Regions from separate parts of the Mus musculus genome. Here region 1 is linked to region 2. The links are chromatin loops, found by intact Hi-C in ENCODE. Cell type or tissue: heart. All regions are shown on one strand. Links, peaks and the distances in the headings refer to the core of each region. The heading gives the core; the rest is flanking DNA.

Region 1 (9,728 bases), core at 1,109-9,108, 180 kb before region 2:
CTTGTTAGCGTCAAAAGAAATTCTAAGCTCACATTGTTAGAACTGTAACTACAAGTGGTTTAGAATACAACAGTATGACTTCTGAATGCAGACCACACTCATCTGGTCTTTTAACAAATATGGATTCTCTCCAACCAGACCACAATCCTATGTGTGAATTTATATGTGTTCATACGTCTTTTAAATTTTGCATTGACAAGCAATACTCATTATGGAGATTTCGGATCCACTACACATTCCTCACCCTGTCTCGGGTGTTGATTGGGTCTAATCCAATGGCTCTCAGAATCACTGGCTTACATTATAGTCATCTGGGAAGCCATTGAAATCGCTCCATATGGTCTTCCAGAACAATGAAAGCAGCAGTTCTGAGAGTAGAATCCAGGTAACATCTTCTTCAGCTCCCAACATGCAGCCAAGGTTGAGAAGTGCTGATCTAAGCCAGACACACGGAAATCCACCTTTTCCTTATTTGCGTAGGAATAGGTAGGCATCTGAGCCATTCCCTACTAAGATCCGGGAAGCGTCCTAGGAGTTGCTGGGAAAGACATCTTCACTGATTAAAAGGGGGAGATATAAGAGTCCCTCTTCTTTATTTGAACATTGTGGGTCTGAATCTTCTGTCACCATCTTATGACCAGAACAGACGCCAGACCCATATTCTGAAGATACTGGAGAAATAAAGAAAGCATGGGCCTTTAGTGATGTCTTTGAATTACTGTAATCCCACCCTGGGGCTAGAGTCAACCTCTGAGTCTCCTGTAGAATGGGATGAATTATCTCGCTGTTTAAATTTGTTCGAGCCAGACTTTTTGGTGTCTGAAAGCACTCAGTCCACACATAGCACAGATAAGAGTTGTGTCCTTTGACCATAGTCTTTATAGACTCTCCCAGACTTTCCCAGCAGGCCTTGTGCTTTGGATGGCTGTGCCTGTTTCTGACTTGTCCAGTTTTAACAACTTCCAATGAGGTTATTCAGCTAGAACCTTCCTCTTTCATATCTAATCGTTTCCAAAGTATAGTTGGCTCCATCTCTCCAACTTCTCCCTGGATGTCGGATCACCCTGGCCTGCCTCAAAGGAAACCCTGCCCAGCCAGTTTAGCCAAATCTTCTCTTCCACTGTGGTTTCCTCTTAGAAAATATCCAGCTATTAACCTCTACCCTCACCCATTGCCTTAAATTCCTACTTATCCACGCTGTATTTGGAGTTGAGCTCAACCTCTCTCCTCAAATGCAAACTTCTATCACAGTGATCAGAGTGCGAAGGTTGTGCTCTGGCATCACCTAGAATAAAATGTGTTTTAGCAGGCATTATAGAATAATTTGTTCTTTTCTTTTTGCTTCTTCTCTTCTCTTCTCTTCTCTTCTCTTCTCTTCTCTTCTCTTCTCTTCTCTTCTCTTCTCTTCTCTTCTCTTCTCCTCTCCTCTCCTCTCCTCTCCTCTCCTTCTCTCTCTCTCTCTCTCTCTCTCCCTCTCTCTCTCTCTCTCTCTCTCTCTCTCTCTCTCCTTTTTTGACATGGTCTGAATATATAGCCCTGGCTAGCCTGAAACTTGCTTTGTAGACCAAGCTAGTCTTGAACCCACAGAGGTCTGTCTGCATCTGCCTCCTGAGTGCTGGCATTAAAGGTGTGTGCCACCACACTCAGCAGGATAACTTTTCTTTAGTACATTTGTGGTATCGTCCAGGAGTTGATGAATTCTTGTGCATATTTCTAAATATTCTTGTAATTCACTCTTCCTTGAGAGCTAGACTCATTATCAGGTATCAGGTATATAGAATAAAAATTTTAAAATCTTTGTAAAGACATTTGCCTGAAAACCTGACCCCATTAATACTGACCATATGATCTTTTGAAATTCAATAGATTGGTTTATTCTGTGTGTGTGCATGTGTGCATGTGTATGTGTGTGTATGTGTGTGTGTGTGAGTGTGTGTGTATGTGAGAGAGAGAGAGAGAATAAACTTGTGTATAGGTGGAATGTACACATGCCAAGTGAATGCATGTCACACAAAAGAAAGAAAGAGAAAGACAAAGGACAGCCTTGGGTGTCACTCTTCCCAGATATCAGTCACCTTGTTTTTTTTGTTGTTGTTGTTGTTGTTTGTTTGGTTGGTTTTTTTTTTTTTTTTTTTTTTGAAGCAGGGTCTCTCTCTGGCCTGGGACTCACATGTTAAGCTGCTGGTCCCAAGGATTTGTGTGTCTCCATGTCCCTGGCCCTGGGACTCCAAGTGTGCGTCACCCCACCAAGTCTTTTCATATGGGATCTGGGAATGAACCCAGGCCTGCATGCTCACACACTAAACACTTTACTGAGCTGTCTTTCCAGCCCTATTTTCTTGGGATAACATTCACTTAAATATCTATAAATAGAAAATTAAACACAGGGTGTGGTCCCTGGTAGGTCAGCCACACCCATGAGTATATGAGCAGCACAGATTATGCTGGGCCAGTTGCTAGATTGTGAAGAGTTTGGTAAAGAGTGAGGGTAAATATGATCAAGACATATGACATCCTCAAGGAACTAATAAGAATTACATTTTTAAGAAAGTTAAACTGACCTACTTTAATGATCCCTAAATCTAAAGTCTGCCTACTTTATTTTGACCAAAACACAAGGTAGATATTAATCCCCTATAATCAGAAGCTTGTATGGAAAACATATGCTGCAAATGTCACATTTCCTCCATATCAGTGTAAGGCTTTTTCAGGGAAACCTCAGACATAATAGAATGAAAATGAAGATGGCAAGGGCACTAATTCATGTGCAGTAAAAACCTCGGTGTGCCAGGGAAGCAACCCGGCCTTCCCCACAATAGATAAACAGATAAATGATCTACCTGATGTGATATCTCAGCTTTGGCCCTAACAAGTGATAGCCCTGGCCACAGGGAAAGCTCCACATAAAAGTTCAGTTCTTTCTAAGAATTCCCTCGGTGCTTGGTGTACCCCACTGACCCAGCCCAACTTCTCCTAAACTGTTGGCCACGCAAATTCAAAACAGGTGGTCCTTGGCTGGTCACCTGATTTACTGATATAATATGCAGGAAAGAGTGTCTGTCCTTAGGCTTTATCGACTGCTACTGCCACCTTGTCCCCTACACACACACACACACACACACACACACACCCCAAAGCAAAAATCCTTCTATGAAATCTAAAATTCCAGTTGCTGATCTCCTGGCTGATGTCATTGCCAAAGCACCACCATGAGGCCTGTGACAGTCACAGTGGGAACCTGCCTCTCCCTGGGGTTTCCATCTGTTGCCATCAGAGAGAGCCCCTTTGGGGAGCTTCCATAAATGCCTAGCGCCCTCTTGCACCCCATGGGGTGCAGAGTCTTTTATATTAGTCTTCTTTAGGATTAGCTGTCGTTAAGATTGAACATACTTAATTTTCTACAGAGTAAAAAGGCTTGGAGAAGTACAGAGCTGCAGCTGAGTTTTTAATCCATGTCTACATCATTGTGTTATGTTCTAAAGTACTATGCAAATATTACCAAATGAAAATTCAATCCGTGGAATCCATGTCTTTGCAAGAAGAGCTTATAACTTATGTACTGGGCTCATTATTATAAAATTTACGTTTAAAGCAAATATTTCTGAGCTCTTATGACCATAAAATATTTTTGCTTTGTTTTGTTCTCTTAATTTTTACAAGGGAACCCCAAGGACTCACTGAGAGTCCACAGAAACGACACAATGGGTGAAGCAGGGAGCACACATCACGATGAGAGGTTTCCACACCAGCCTTCTGTGGGGCAGCTTTAAACACATACTCAGCTGTTAATAGCTGGGGTTTCACAGTGGTAACCTGCTGCAGGTCAGAACTAACTGAAAACTGAGTGTATGCACCCAGCAGGAGAAGAACAATGGTCACCTTTATTACTGGAGAAATGAAGTTTGTGTTAGTTTCCCAGGAATGTTGAACATGAAAAAAGACTTCATAAACACAGCTTTTCTCTCATCACCACATCTCCCACAGGTATGGCTGCCATCAGGGCACCTCTACCCTGCTCCTCAAGGGATAATGAATTAAACATTTGGATTGATTTTGTTTTTTTGTTTTTTTTTTTAAGCTTTCATTTTCACGTGTCAATTCCTCAGAGAAAGCAGACTCTAAGGGTGAAATTGGAAAACAAAAACAAAACAAAACAACAAAAACAAAAACTCTCACTTCAAGTTCCAGAGAAAGACGGGAATACAGAGGACTTTTTATTCATCCAATGTGCCTTGACTTCAATGCGGTTTCCCAGAGCTGAGTCTAAACTGAGACATAGTGCCCAGGGAGAGTTTTCCTGAGCACATGGGTGTAAAGAAAATATGAAGATTAAAGCAAAGGGATGTGGGGATAGAATGAAGAGTGACTTGTAGAAAAGAGAGAAGAACACCAGAAATTGCAGGTACACAAACAAGAGACAGCTGCCCCTTTAAGGGTGTGGGCCGTGAGATGGCTCAGTGGGGCAAAAGCACCCTGACAGCCTGAGTTCAACACACAGGGCCCACAGTGGAAGTAGTAAGCTGACTCTGGAAAGCTGTATACACAGTCGCACACACATGCACATAGATGTGCTCGCACACGCCCCATCATCATCATCAACAACAACAACACTAAGAATAAAAGAAAGGATGTAATAATGACTGTTGTAGCCATAAACACAAGCGTGAGGTCTCTTGCCTCAGCTCTATCTAAAGTGTGATACACACAGTAACACCGAGGGAATCTCATTGGTGGCTTTGTGGAAGAGAATTCGTAAGTCGTAACACATGCTGCCCTTGGCTTTGACAAGAGCACCTCAGAGATGCCTGAGTGGTTAGAGTTTAGGAATCCTTGGTTTAGGTGAACAGAACACAGAATTTCTTGCAAGTGTCAAGGACTTCTGTCTCCAGAGAAATAACTCCACACTTTGCCAGCCAGCAACCGCCGAATGTCCTTGAGTGTCCCCCACCAGATTTATGAGAGAATGGTTTGAAACCTTCTAGACTTCTATTTCTCGTCTACAAACTTGAAAGTTGGTGGGGGGTGGGAGGGGAAATGTTCACATTTTGTTACGATTCTAGTCTTTGCTGATCTGATGTGAGTGGTTTGTTTTTTGGTTTAGTTTGGTTTGATTTGGTTTGAGGGTTGGGAGTCCTCTTTACCCAGCTCACCAAATCGAACTATTTGATGGATTACAAGTTCCACCAGTAGAGGGGGCCTCAAGGCTTCAAAACTCATGGGAAAGGCTTGAAAGAACCTTTGCTAGAGGGAACAGAATCATCTGCTTGTTTGGCAGATGCCCTAGCCGTCCTCTCTCTGAGTAGCTTTGAAATGAATGCAGTAGCAAGCTGCAGAGTCAGTCTGACAGAGGGCGGGGTAGTCACAAGTGAGTGTGAAATTCAGCATTCAGCTTTCTCAGTGCTCTGGTTGGCTATGGTAAATGTCTGGATAAAACAGCAAAAGTCCGATGCGCAACACTTTTTTTTTTAAATCTATGTGGCAGCTGTGGGCTGACTAGGCAGCACCCATCTGCATGCATCCTGTGCTCGAATTTGGAAAGCTGGATCTTAAAGAGCATGGGTTCCAGCTCCCACCTTCCACAAATGAACGGGAAATCTGAAAACTCTGTCATGTTACTAACATGAAGATGGGAATGTGCTTGTCTGGGTGGAAATGGCACTGGCAGCCTGGTTACTATGCCCTGGGAGCCGCGCACAACTTTCGAGAGGTCATCTCCATGCCACGGGTCCCCTTTCCCAGAAATAAAAGCAGAGCAAAAGATTAGCTCTCGCTGCCCAGTGTGTGGCGCTCGTCACATGAAAACGGTGGTGATTTCACCGGCTCCTTGCGGTCAGTCCTAGGGCCTCTTGCTTTATTCTGCCTTCACTTTATGAGTTCGGAACAGATTACAGCTCAGCAGTAGCAAAACATAAATGTATCGCTCCATCATGAACACTGCGATGACAAGGACAATCTAGGCGGAGTCAGAGACTGTGAAAATGAACACATGTGAGTTTGTCTTCTCTTTCTTTTCTTTTCTTTTCTTTTCTCTTTCTTTCTTTCTCTTTTTTCTTTAAGAGTTTATTTTGGCTCCTGGTTGGAGGTTACATTTTATCATGACAGAGAACTCACAGCAGCAGGAACTTGAGGGAGCTGATTACGTCATGCACCCTGTAGGGCTGGTGAGGTCGCTCAGCAAGGGAACGGCTGTCCATGCAAGCCTAGAGACCTGCGTTCAAGGCCCATACCCAAAGTAGGAGAGCACTAACTTCCAAAAGTTATCTTCCTCACTCCCACCCACCATGTAAGCACACAAAGTAACAGTGGCCAGTAAACATAATTCAAGAGAATAGGAAGAAGGAAGCTGGGTTAAGCTCACATCCACAGCCGAAGATTTTAAGAGGCTGAATGGGCACCCATCCCTGCCAGGGCCCCACCCCAGGCGCACGCTGAAGCCAGGCAACAAAACTGCCCGAGCTCCAGGATATTGAATTTGGGCTCGGGGAAACCCAGACATCATGTAATCGCAGTTTGAAATTACAGCATCTAATAAAAGCCCACAAACTTGCCATTTAAAAAAAAAAAATCACTTATAAAGCTCTGTATTTGGTAGAAGGTAGGAGATGGAAAAGCAATGGAATGCAGGAGAAATGTCTGCACAAGGTCAAGTGTCCCCAGGGCGAGCACAGACAATGGCTGAACTGTCCTCTAAGGGAATGACCCTCTGAAGGGAAGGGAAGGAGAGCGGCCAGGAAGAGAGCCTTATTCGGAGTACCCTAGCAAGGACCACCCACCCGTTTCTTCTGTCCACATGCTTGCTCTGTGATGAAGCCAGTGAGCTTCTCCTCCTTGCCAAGGGAATTGACGTCGATGGACCCTCGCAGTTTGAGGGAGGTACTGAGCACATTGTGGCTGTGCACCTTGTGGTTGTGGGGCCCAGTATGATCACACAAGGCCACACATGCTTGGCTTAATCCTCTCCTAGCAACGCTGTTAAATCCCTAATAATTTATGAACAGGCAGCTCTGCCCTTATATTTTGTGTGGAGTTTCAACAGTTACGCAGTTAGACATTTCTGTACGTCTGTTTGCCTTCCCTACAGAGCCTGTTGGCCCATGCTAATCCTTTCAACAGGCCTGGCCATGGCTGACTGAGCTGTTTCCCCCCTGTGAGCTTGTGCAGGTCTGGGTCCTTTGACCTCTTTTAAACTTCAGGTCAGAGTCCATGTCTTATGGATACTCCAGCATGTCTTTTGCCCTTTCCCTAAAAATCCAGGACCCTGGGTTCTTTCTATTCCCAGTATTTTAAGAACTAGTTAATTTTAGAAATAACACAAAGAGCAATTGAATTCTTACAAAAAGATTGCCTGGAACAAAGCTTAGCATAATCTCATATTGTTTGGGCTCACACTTGCCCCATGAAGCATTAGATGTGGCCAACAAAGTGATCTTCAGTGTCTTTACTTCATTTTGTACAAACTTCTCTGGACCCTTCATACTTGATCTTCTGTAAATCAGAGTCTGCTGTAGATTTCAAAAGTCGTTCACTTTTTTCTTTAAAACGGTATGAGAGAGAAGTCGGGAAGGGGGAGAGAAGAAGAAGAAACAGAGAGAGTGATGTGCCACACTGCTTGTGTCAGAGACCCAGGTGTCATTCTTGCCCCCTACCTTGTTTTGATCTCTTGTTATCCGTGAGTGCATAGGAGAGCTGGCTGGCTGGAGATTCCCCTGCCTCCATCTCCCATCTCCAAACAGGAGTGTGAGATACTCCAAGTGCATCCAGTTTAATGTGGGTTCTGGGACCCACACTCAGGTTTTCAGGCTTACCCAGGAAACTCTTTATCCACTAAGCCATCTCCCCGAAAGAGGTTCCTTTGAAAAGACAATATGCAATTTAACTGTAACAAGCCATTTCTCCAGGCCTATGAACCACAACAAGAATGGGCAACTTGGCAGACATGTTGCCTCACACAAGAGGAAGGACAGAACACCCCTTTCTCTCCTAAAGCTACCTCCCAAGACAGAGCAGAGAAGAAACCAACTACAAGAAGACGGGACTAATTGTTTCAAGTAGGAGCAGGGAGGGGAGTGACAGAAGATAAAGAGGGAAAGGAGAAAGGGTTCGTGTGAACTTGGGAAATACTTCTCAATAACAAAGGTACATCATTGCTGGACATCACTGTAGTCAGTGAATGGGGAGGCGGGCACAGGAGGAGAGCGGAGAGTACGTTGCACCTTCTTACTTGGTAGAAATATTGGCAAGTGGATCCAACCATAAGATTTCAGGCCCTCCATGCTTTAATGTTTTTTGAAGTTTGATGGCTGTCACTAACCAGTTTGTCAACGTCCCCGGTGACTTCTGCAGAGTAAACGACTGGAGATTTGGTGGAGCGGAGTTTTCTGGCAGAATGTGGTGTGCACCTGAGGGTTGTCGAACTAATTATAACCTAAGTGGGGTATGGACATTCACAAGGAGTCTTCTTCCTGTGAAAATATCTGTACCTTTAAGTGTATCTCTCTTGGGCTTTGGGGAAAAGCCTAAATTACTTAGTGTTTTGACTTTACCTCTGCTGTGTAATCCTTCCTGAAGACAAAGATCCTCTGGGTGGACACTGTATTGCTTCTATGCACTGTCAGAGGAGTTCTATGAAAAGATCTCTCTCTTTCTTTTTTTAGTAGATAATTATTTTGATGTATACGGATGTTTTGACCGCATTTATATCTGTACCCCACATGTATGAAGTTCAGTCAAAGGCCACAAAAGGGCGTCAGATCTCCCGGAAGTGGATTACAGATGGTTACTAGCTACCATGCGGATGCTAGGAACAGAGCTGGAAGAGCAGCCAGTGTTCCTAACCACTAAGCCATCTCTCCAGCTTCTAAACGGGCACTCTTCAGACCTACATCCATGCTCTGAAACACCTCAGCATGGCTAAACGTCACCCGGGCTGTTTGTTTGTTTGCTCCCGTTCTAAATCCTGACACGGGATAATTTAAATCATTTTTAAAGTCTCTTGCTTGTTTTTATAACCCAAGAATGTCTTCTCAAGGACATAGGCGTGACAGCTTGAAACACAATCATCAAAGGAGAGACCATCCTTCTTACATCTGAACCCCGTACCCTATTCTGTGGTGTGGGGAGGGGAGCCCAACTTTCCTGGCATCAAAATAGTGGGACTACCATCTGTTGAGAAGACATGAGAAGGTGGCTTCCTTTGGCTGAAGCCACTTAACAAACAGACGGCTCAATCTCCTTCTCACCCCACTGCTTAAAAATCCTATCCCCGCTTCAGCAGAGTTGAATCCAGACTGAGTTCTGGCCTCTCACCAACTGCAACAGCCTTGAAAAAAATCCTCACGCCTACTTAACTTTGCCTGGTACAAGTCTTGTGCTGGCATCAATTGATGTAAAGACACTAAAGCCAAAATGTGTAGCGTTCCTCGCCCCCTGATTGCTTTAGGAAGGGTCATGGCAGCTAAGAGCTGCAGAGTCTACCATGCCTTCTTCCATCTCAGAGGCTTGAACAAGCTTGGGTTCACACTCCGTTTGTTCACCGGTCAGGGGGGAATCTCAGTACATGTCCCTGTGGAGTTTTTCAGTAAGTCTGGTGACACATGAGAGCAAGCCCAGAGATTTCCAGGTCAAGGGCCTGTTTCTCTGCAGTGTGCTTTGGTGACAGCCTTGGAGAACAAAGGGACAGTGAATCATTTCCTCTGTGCGAAGGTCATCTCTGCTGATCTTTGCAGTGC
Region 2 (9,728 bases), core at 1,139-9,138:
CTGCAGGGTGAGTGGGTCCCGATCAGTTAGAAATTACAGTTGAAGTAAAGTATACTTAATTAAATACATCAATTAGATAAAATTTAATTGTGCTAGGATTCTTAATAATTAGAGTCATCTGTGCTATTACCGGCCTCCAAAGCTCTCTTGATAAATACCAGTGCCCCCTCCTCCCACTTCCCACACGGCCACAACCACTTTTGTTTGTACATATGCTCTTACTTCCCGGACCACACTCAGAGATCAAGGACGACAGGCACCTGACACGGGCCAGTAAGACGTCTGAGACCTTTGATTAGAACCAAGAAAGTCAACCACAGGCGCTGATCCGAAGAACTGCTGGCACTCGTGGTTTTCCACTTCATGAGGGTATTCCGTGTACAGCTGCAGCAGAGGGAGATGCTGACATGCAGGACCAGCCGGTCAACTTGACAGGGGACTCTGACGCCCGTGTCCGCCCCTGATTGCCCCCTCAGGTCCAATTACAGCCCTGGGTAACTTACAAGCAAGCTTTTTAATCCCTCCTTAGGATTCATGGGCAATAAATTTTAATTTGTTTGCTATCACAAAACTACTTGCTAGAAGGGAGATATATAGAACAAATGCTCTGTAAGTAATGAATTCATATTTGAGTTGTATCCATTTTTTGACATTACACACATTCCTTCAATTTTTCCACTACTATCAAAATTTTTCCCTTGTGGGGTGTGTGTGTGTGTGTGTGTGTGTGTGTGTGTGTGTGACATGTGTACAGGTGCCTAGGTAGACCAGGGGTTGATGTCAAGTGTCTTTCTCAACCACTTGTCACCTTACATTTTGAGGCAAGGTTTCCCACTAGAGACTGGCAGTTCAGCAAGCTAGCTAGCTTACTCCAGGAATCTCCTGTCTCCCCGTCTTAAGAGTAAGACTAACGGCTGGCCACCATGCTGCCTGGCCTTTACACAGGTACTGGGGATCTAAATGCCAGTTTGCCCATGTGCAGAAATGCTTATTCTTCCTTTACCTGTCTTCGCTGTTACAGAGGCATTGGTAAGTTACATCAAAATCAAGTTGACAAGGAGAGTGAGGCTCACACTCAGTTTGCAAATGAATCTCAAGATTCAGTGTGTGTGTGTGTGTGTGTGTGTGTGTGTGTGTGAGAGAGAGAGAGAGAGAGAGAGAGACAGAGAGAGACAGAGAGACAGAGAGACAGAGAGACAGAGAGAGAGAGAGACAGAAAGAGGGATTGAGAATCACACTTTCCAAAGTAAATATACCGCATTCAGAGCAACTCCTGAGAACACCCGTTTGTCTCTCCCTGTGGAATTAACCAGAAGGCTCTTGTGTTTGTGAATCACCCTGGTCCTGAAGTCCATCAGCTTCTAGAAGAGGAAAAGAGGATCATTCCCAGCCTCTCATGTTCAACCCAGTCTCAAAACTTGACTTTCTTACGTTCATTTAGCAGCTATACTAGGCCATGCCCCACAAGTCATTAACAAATCTCCTCCTCCTCCTCCTCCTCCACCACCACCACCTCCTCTCCCTCCTCCTCCTCCACCACCACCTCCTCCTCTCCCTCCTCCTCCTCTTCCTCCTTCTCCTCCTCCACCTCTTCCTCCTCCTCTTCCTCCTCCTCCTCCTCCACCACCACCACCTCCTCCTCTCCCTCCTCCTCCTCTTCCACCTCTTCCTCCTCTTTCTCTTCCTCTCCTTCCTCCTCCTCCTCTTGTTCCTCCTCCTCCTCTTGTTCCTTCTCCTCCTCTTCTGTACTGGGGACTGAAGCATCGCCCTGGGCAGACTAGACAGACATTCCACCAGTGAGCTCTGCTCTTAGCCCTTCAATTTCCTCTTAGATCAGGCTAGGGTTTGACCCTAATTATAGATCTAGAGACAGAAGATGACTGGGGCCTGAGGGAACGGACTTCCTCTCCAAAGGTAACCTCCTCAAACTGGGGGTTTCCAAAAGCACTGAACAGAGGAGCAAAAGCGACAGCTGCCAAGAAACTAAGAATTGGACATCTGGGCTCCTTAAGCTCCTCCCATCCTGCACCCTACAGCAATTTAATTTTATAAATCTTAATCTTTCTAGATCAGCACATCAAATAATGCTCATATAAGAGCCAGAGTAAGAGGGTAGACTGATTTGCAAGTTAGCAGTCAGTAAGATCCTGTATTGTTCTCCCTGTCTCCATTCTGAGCACCATCAGAGTCCCTTACACACTCATACTCGGGGTTTCGGTGAACATTCTAGAATGGAAACCTAGAGAGTCTCACTGCTCAGCCTTTCGATGGAAGTACACAGCACACAGCTCTGGAATCCTCTAAGCCACCCTTCACATTGCCCTGTGGCAACCAGTAGTCCTCCATGGCCCACCTTGGCTCTAATGTGCAGAGGCGTTCATTTTATTAACCATTTTGCTACTAAAGGCATGGGATTTCAGAGTTCTATCTCTGATATTAACTGGGTTTTATCATTTTTTTTTTTTTTTTGGAAATACTGAGTCTGCATGATCAGAGCCTCCTGGTTTACCTAAGAGTCTCTTTCAATAACAATGCCCCGGTTACCAGCTTTTGGATGTGTCAGGACCTAGGTTTGAGCATTAGCAACCAATTCTATGTGACTTAACTAAAAAAGGACTTTTTGAAAAATACCAAGTAGGGCACAGCATCCCTGAGAAAGCTAAGATCAGGCTCAGGAAGCAGACAAGAGCAGAGTCAGCTGATAGCAGAAAGCTAAGAATCACTGATGCACAGTCCAGTGAGGATGCTTCCAGAACTCTGACAGGAAGAAGTTGCTACTTCAGGGGAAGTTTCTCTGACACTATCACCACTAGACCCCTCATCATCAGTGCAGGTAAGTAATGTGATGGACTGGCGTCTTTGTACCACTCCTCGGGGTTCAATGTCACAGGAAGACTAGACATACCTCATTGCACATGCACACACATGCGCGCACACACACACACACACACACACATCTATACATGCATACCTATGCACATACACATGAATGCATGGGGAGGGGGGAGATAGACAGACAGACAGAGACAGAGACAGAGGACAGAGAGAGAGTCCAGTCTATCATGCTTGCTTTTCAAGCACGCTTTCAAGACTTGTTATTTTCTTTTGTTGGCCTAATACTTTGTAGCAACTTTGTGTGTGTGTGTGTGTGTGTGTGTAGTATTGTATAGATGTGGCATATGTGCTCATCAATGTATGCATGAGTAACTGTGTGTGTTGGGTATGTGTGTGTACCTATGTGTGGAGACCAGAGGTTGACCCTGGGTGTCTTCCCTGATTGCTGTCTATCTTTACATTTTCCCATTTATTTACTATGTGTGCATTGGGGAGTTGGGGTGAGGGGTGGGGTGGGTACCACAGCACACATGTGGAAGACAAAAGACACATGGCAGTCTCAGGGAATCTGTTCTCTCCTCCCATCATGTAGGCTCTTGGGACTGAATGTTCTTTACAGAGCTTTGGTGGCAAGGACCTTCACCTTGCTGCTTTTCTCGATGAATCTAAAGCTCTTAGCTTCAGCCAGGCTGACTGACCAGTGAGCTTCAGGCATCTGCTGTTGCTTTTCCATGCCTCGTTGCCCCCAGTGCTAGAGTTACAGGCATTTTGTATGTATACTCTGGGTATACAAACTCACGTCTTCATGCATGTGTGGCAGGCACGTTCCCTGCTCAGCCATTCCCAGAGACCTATAAAGAGATATTTACGTTCAACTGTTTCATGATTTAAAATAAAACAAACAAACAAAAAACCAGTGGTTCAAATTCTCTTCCCCTTCAAAAAGTTCAATTTTCTTCCTTTATTTTTTCCAGCTTCATTGTCCTCAATAAACTTTATCAAGTTTCTAAAAAAAATTTTTGATCACATTATATGTGTGAGTATATTTGTAGAATAGCTTTAAATTTATACAGCACTGAACCTTTGTATCCAAGAACATGGTATATCTCAATTTAAGTATTCTTTTCTACCCTTGAGTAATATTATAGTTGTCTTCACATGGAGTTTGCACACTTCTTCATTTATGACTTCATTGTTAGGGAAGTCGGGATTGGTCCAATCTATATTTCCCTTGAGAATTTCAAGCCCCTCCTGATGCCCTTTCAAAATCATGAGACACCATTTACAATGCAAATGGCTCCGGGATTCTGATTTTCCCTAGTCAGTAAGTCTCTCGGCTGAATTCTTCCTAGATTTAACCAGATGCTGTTACTAAATTAAATCTTAGCTTTCACGGTAGCATAAACTTGAATTTGAAGGTTTAAGGAAAATAAATTGACTTGGATAAATTGAAGGACAGACGATAGTGCACTGGTGCTACAGTGCCTCCTAGTGGACACAACGGAGCATGGCTTTGTTTACTAAGAATGTACATCTTGTGTCTGCCCCCAGTGTCATCCTACAGGCAGTTAGAAACTGGAGGAGCCTTTGTAGTTAGCTAGATCAAAAAGAGAGAGGTATGAAGAAGGAAAAGGAGAAATGATTTGTTTAAAATCCCATGGTTGGCCAAGATTTTTCGCTCTCCATCTGTCCTTAGTTCTTCAAGAATCCAGCTTCCTTCTTACTGAAACTTGATATACCTTGGCCGGTTGATAGCCATGGGAGCCTGGCCTTTCAAAAGGAAAGCCAGAGGAGGAGTGAGTAGAGAAGTGGGAGGTGTACTGTACGGGGAGGGACCAGGGGAAGAAGAGGGGGGTGGAAAGTAAGAAGGGAGGAAAGGCAGGAGGGGGAGAGAGAGATGTTACTGCTTTCTTTTCAGCACATATAAAACAAAGGACTAAAGAAACGCATATTTAAAATCCAGTTTCTATATTCACACCTAATTCACTTCCAAACCTACTTGTAAAAATCCATCTTCAGCAAATGAATTTGTTGGGAAAATGGCCAGGCATCCATACACAGAAAGGTTCTCCATCACCATAAATTAACTCATGGTATGCTGAATTAATTGTTGAAAATTACTAGAAAATATGTTCACAAACCTGGCAAATTCAGACTATGTCACACACAAATACTCTTTCTTTCTCCTCCTCCTCCTCTTCCTCCTCCTTCTTTTTCAAGATAGGGCAACACTCACACAGCCCCCAATGGAGGAGCTAGAGAAAGTACCCAAGGAGCTATAGGGAACTGCAACCCTATAGGTGGGACAACATTATGAACTAACCAGTACCCCGGAGCTCTTGTCTCTAGCTGCATATGTATCAAAAGATGGTCTAGTCGGCCATCACTGCAAAGAGAGGCCCATTGGACTTGCAAACTTTATATGCCCCAGTACAGGGGAACGCCAGGGCCAAAAAGGGGGAGTGGGTGGGTAGGGGATTGGGGGGTTGGGTATGGGGGACCTTTGGGATAGCATTGAAAATGTAAACGAGAAAAATACCTAATTAAAAAAATCACACACACAAATAAACAACTTCTGCCCTTGAAGCTGCCAGAAATATTTTTCAAAGAAATTAAAAAAAAAAAAAAAAAGATAGGGAAACACTATTTATCCTGGGACTAGCTCTGTAGACCAGGCTGGCCTCGAACTCACAGAAATCCACTTGTGTCTGCCTCCACAGTGCTAGGATTAAAAGCATGTGCTACCACCAGCTGGCAAAGACTTCCTTTCAAATGACCTGAATTTAACCCTGTTTCTTTAGTTTTCTTTTATAGAGTCATAACTGAATTATCTTGAAAAATGACTATGAAGCATTGAAAAACATCGGTGTAAACCAACACCTATTCTGAAACATAACCTTTCCAAAGGCTGCAGAAGACCAAGCCCGGGGATTAGAACAGAGATGGCCCCAGAGGGTGCTCTCACATCAATCCAGTACCGCGCATGCAAGTCTCGAAATCTCAGGAAAACTGCCCCCCCCCCACTTTGGCAGGTCTTAGTTTCAGATGATGAAAATCAGAGGCAACCGAGCACAGAGGCCCAGACATGTAGACTCAGCTACTTGGGTATCAGGAGGATTGCTTGAGTTTATGAGTTCAAGGTCAATGTGGGCTATTGAGAAAGACCCCCACTTCAACAACAAAAAGAATACGCAAGCATTTTCTAAAATTACTCTGCTCCAAGATCAGATAAACCAATAGTTTTAGGACCAGGAGTCAAATAGAACTGAATTAGAACCTGCTCCTGTCTCCTCACATTACTGAACACGCAAGTGTCTCTGAGTTGCTTCTTTATAAGATGAAAATAGCACATTTCCCTCGTAAGGGATGATATTTTCTACCAGCCTCATTAATATCTAAACAATCAGGTATTATATGATTATGATATTATAATCTTGAATCAAAAAATGTGAATTGCATATTTCTTTCCCTAAAAATAGCAGAAAAGCTATTGCAGAAGAAACATTAATATTATTTACTTGATGCTGAGGTGGGGAGGACCACAAGCGTGAGGCCTGCCCAGGCTACATAGTTCAGGCCAAGCTAAAGCTAAAACAAAACAAAACAAAACAAAACAAAACAAAAAAACCCAAGAGCTAAGTACGGGGCTCAGCAGCAGAGCACTGCAATGTACATAAAATTGCAGGATTAACACAATAGATATTCATAGTCACATAGTCATTGGCATTTAAACCTTCTAAACTGGGGTGAACTGCTCTAACAATGGTGCTACTATAACCACCTTCCTGTAAGGCTGCCTTCCACGGAAGAATGTGGCCTTGCTCCACAAGAAACAAAGTCCCACTGTTCCAGTTACAATGAATAAATCTGGTAGGATGATCATTTATCTATCTAAGAAATCTTTGTATGTAAACGTATCACTCTACTTACTCCATGGTGCAACAAAGGCTCTTGCTCTCTCAGCTCTGGTCTCCCTCCCACTGGGCCCTTCGTGGAGTTAGTAGACTAGATGTATTGGAAGTAGAGAGACCATCTTACAGCATGCTCCTTGGTGCTGATAGAGTGTGTCTTATGTTACCGATGAGCTTACTGTGTTTCATCTGGACATAGCAACTGTCAAAAAGAAACCCATCCCTGCTAGGCGTGGTGGCGCACGCCTTTAATCCCAGCACTCGGGAGGCAGAGGCAGGCGGATTTCTGAGTTCGAGCCCAGCCTGGTCTACAAAGTGAGTTCCAGGACAGCCAGGGCTACACAGAGAAACCCTGTCTCGAAAAACCAAAAAAAAAAAAAAAAAAGAAAGAAAAGAAAAAAAAAAAAAAAAGAAACCCATCCCTACTGCATTCCTTCTGGGGGTGGGGGGGACGTAGTTAAGGACCCACACACTGATAGTTGGGTAGTCACAGGCCGGCATAGTTGGTGTCTTACAGATACAATGCAACTGGAGATTTTGTGACATTGCCAACCTCACAATGTAGCACAGCACATTCCATCCCTGTCATGACATTGTTGGAGTAGATACAGCCACCATGCTGTTACACTTATGAAAGTACAGCACAGTTATGTACAATACAGAATGCTTCCTAAGGACAATAAAGGAACACAGTACCCACATGTGCGTTGCTAAGTTAGTGTTTTTGTCTTTATTTTAGAGTGTGGTCCTACGTACTAAGAAAAGTAAAACAGAAGAGGTTGGAGAAGCAGCTCCGTCGGAAGAGCACTTGCACCAAGCTCGGCATTCGACCTCAGCACCACATAAACCCAGTGTGGTGGAGTCCTGTAATCCAAGCATCCAGGAGGGAGATGCAGGAGAATTCAAGGTTGGGTCTGGAGAGATGACTCAGCGGTTAAGAGCACTGACTGCTCTTCCAAAGGTCCTGAGATCAAATCCCAGCAACCACATGGTGGCTCACAACCATCTGTAATGAGATCTGACGCCCTCTTCTGGTGTGTGTGAGCTACAGTGTACTTATACATAATAAATAAATCTTTGGGCTGGAGAAAGTGGGGCCAGAATGAGCAGGGCTAGAGCGAGCAGAAGTTCTGAGTTCAATTCCCAGTAACTACAAGATGGCTCACAACCATCTGTACAACTACAGTGTACTCATATACATAAAACAAACAAACAAATAAATCTTTTAAAACAAAAAAAGAAACTCAAAGTCATCTTCAGCTACATAACAGGCTACGTGAGATCTTTTCCAAGAAATAGAGAAGGCAGGTGATGATTTGTCTCAGTGATTAATCATGCTTGCTGCACAACTCTGAGGACCTGGGTTCAGATCCTAGCACCCATAGAACAAGCCAGGCATTATTGTATGCGTACATGTAACCCCAGGGCTGTAGAAGGTAGAGAGGGGAGACTCACTGGAGCCTATTAACTGCCTATGTAGTGAGAAAAAATAATAACCCCCAGGTTTATAAACAGACCCCCACACACGCAGAATAAGGTAGAGAGTGACAGAGGATGCCTAACAAACACCCTGGTCTGGGCCCCTCATGCATGAGCAGAGGCACAACACAGACCAGATCAAAAGGAGTTTACTTAAAAGTTTGTCATGTTAGGCCAGCAGCAGCCTCCTGATGCTGCATTTACAGTTGCTGGTTGCACAAGAGGCCATGTCATAGAGTAAATTAGCTCATACCATTGAGGCTTACGAAAGCACACTCAACGATACGCTCACAAAGATGTATCCCTGTTGTTAGTGACCATGGTTACAGTCTTTAAGCCACTCAACCCCAAAACAAAGCTTCAACAATGTTTAGACAGAGAGGAGCAGGAGAGCTGAGGAAGGGCTGGTCTGTTTGCACATGGTGTGCATGCAGCAGGCCAGCTTCTCTTGCCTGTGGGAACAGTCCTTGAAGTGTACACAGGATATTTCCCATCGGTTCTGTGAAAGGCAGGAGGCTCCAAGGTCACTGCTTGCCCCGTGTTTGATCTCCTCAAGTCCACAGTGCACACCAGTAATTTAAAGGTTGTAAAGAAAACGGCTCAGTACTGCTCTCCCTAGCAAAACATATTTGACCAACGTGCTACCTATAAACACCCCACAAAATGAATAGGTTCTGAGGCTATGGACGTCAGGAAACTGCCTCTCTGTGTTGAAAGGCTCCATCCTCTTCTCCATTCACCAAAATCCAAGTAAACAAACAAACAAACAAACCACCTCATCAGAAAGTTTCATGATTTTATGTCTATAAGAGGTGTCCACCGGAGCCCTCGAAATGCCGGAAGTGCTGATATAAAAGCCCATAAGTGGATATTCAAATCCTGCCTGTAACTGAGCCAGATGGAAAGAGAGGAGAAAAACATAAAGTTGGAGCCAACAAAGTGTAGTGATTCTTAGAGTTTTGTACAAATGTTTCTTTCCAGTATTGGTTTTCACTTAATTCCATCTGGGGACTTACTTCATGTCCTTCCAATTGTCTCCTCTAGATGGCAATAGAGGTGAAAAAAATGCCGGCAGGTCTGGGTTCTCAGTAGAGTTCAGTGGCAACAAACGGCCATAGACCACCCTTCTCCAAACACATGCCTGCTTGTTTTGTTTCTAGACAGCATGTGATTATATAGCCCAGGCTGGACTTGAATGCATCGACATCCACCTACCTCTGCTTTTGCCTTCTGAGTGCTGGGCTTAAAGGTGTACACCACCATGCCTGACCAACAAGGTTTTGTTTTGGTTTTTGCTTTTGTTTTTCCCTCAAATAGATCTAATCACATAGCAATGCAAATGATTATTGATAATGGATGAGGGAATTAACCCCCTCCCCGAACCCCCTTCCCCATGCATGTGTCTCCCACAGGCTTACGATGTTGTCTGTATCTTTAAAATAATGCTAGCTGTACTCTCCTCAGGTCCTGTGGCATGCTGGTTACAGAGGCATGGTGATTTGT

The links. Hi-C counts contacts between places; a loop is a spot of excess contacts. Peaks named below come from ENCODE experiments on the same cell type or tissue, not always from the same donor. Only the 100,000 strongest peaks of a DNase experiment are listed, where the experiment ranks them.
Region 1: a loop joins it to region 2, with 9 times the contacts of the local background. A loop is called at or near these places in 32 of 42 quality-filtered maps.

The regions. Positions count from the first base shown.
Region 1 is chr2:75,960,709-75,970,436 of GRCm38, reverse strand. No RefSeq gene overlaps it. Among named protein-coding and RNA genes, the nearest start is that of Ttc30a2, 13 kb to the left of the region's middle. In heart, for the core only: CTCF peaks have their summits at 5,186 and 5,791; DNase peaks (open chromatin) are centred at 5,296 and 5,746; H3K4me3 peaks cover 825 bases; H3K27ac peaks cover 1,944 bases.
Region 2 is chr2:75,780,881-75,790,608 of GRCm38, reverse strand. Gm13657 (a long non-coding RNA gene) reads right to left here. Exons shown (of 5, transcript XR_001783382.2): 3 at 9,644-9,728; 4 at 3,479-3,686; 5 at 1-1,361. Among named protein-coding and RNA genes, the nearest start is that of Gm13657, 8.9 kb to the right of the region's middle. In heart, for the core only: a CTCF peak has its summit at 4,324 (motif pointing left); no DNase peak of the experiment used is centred there; H3K27ac peaks cover 217 bases.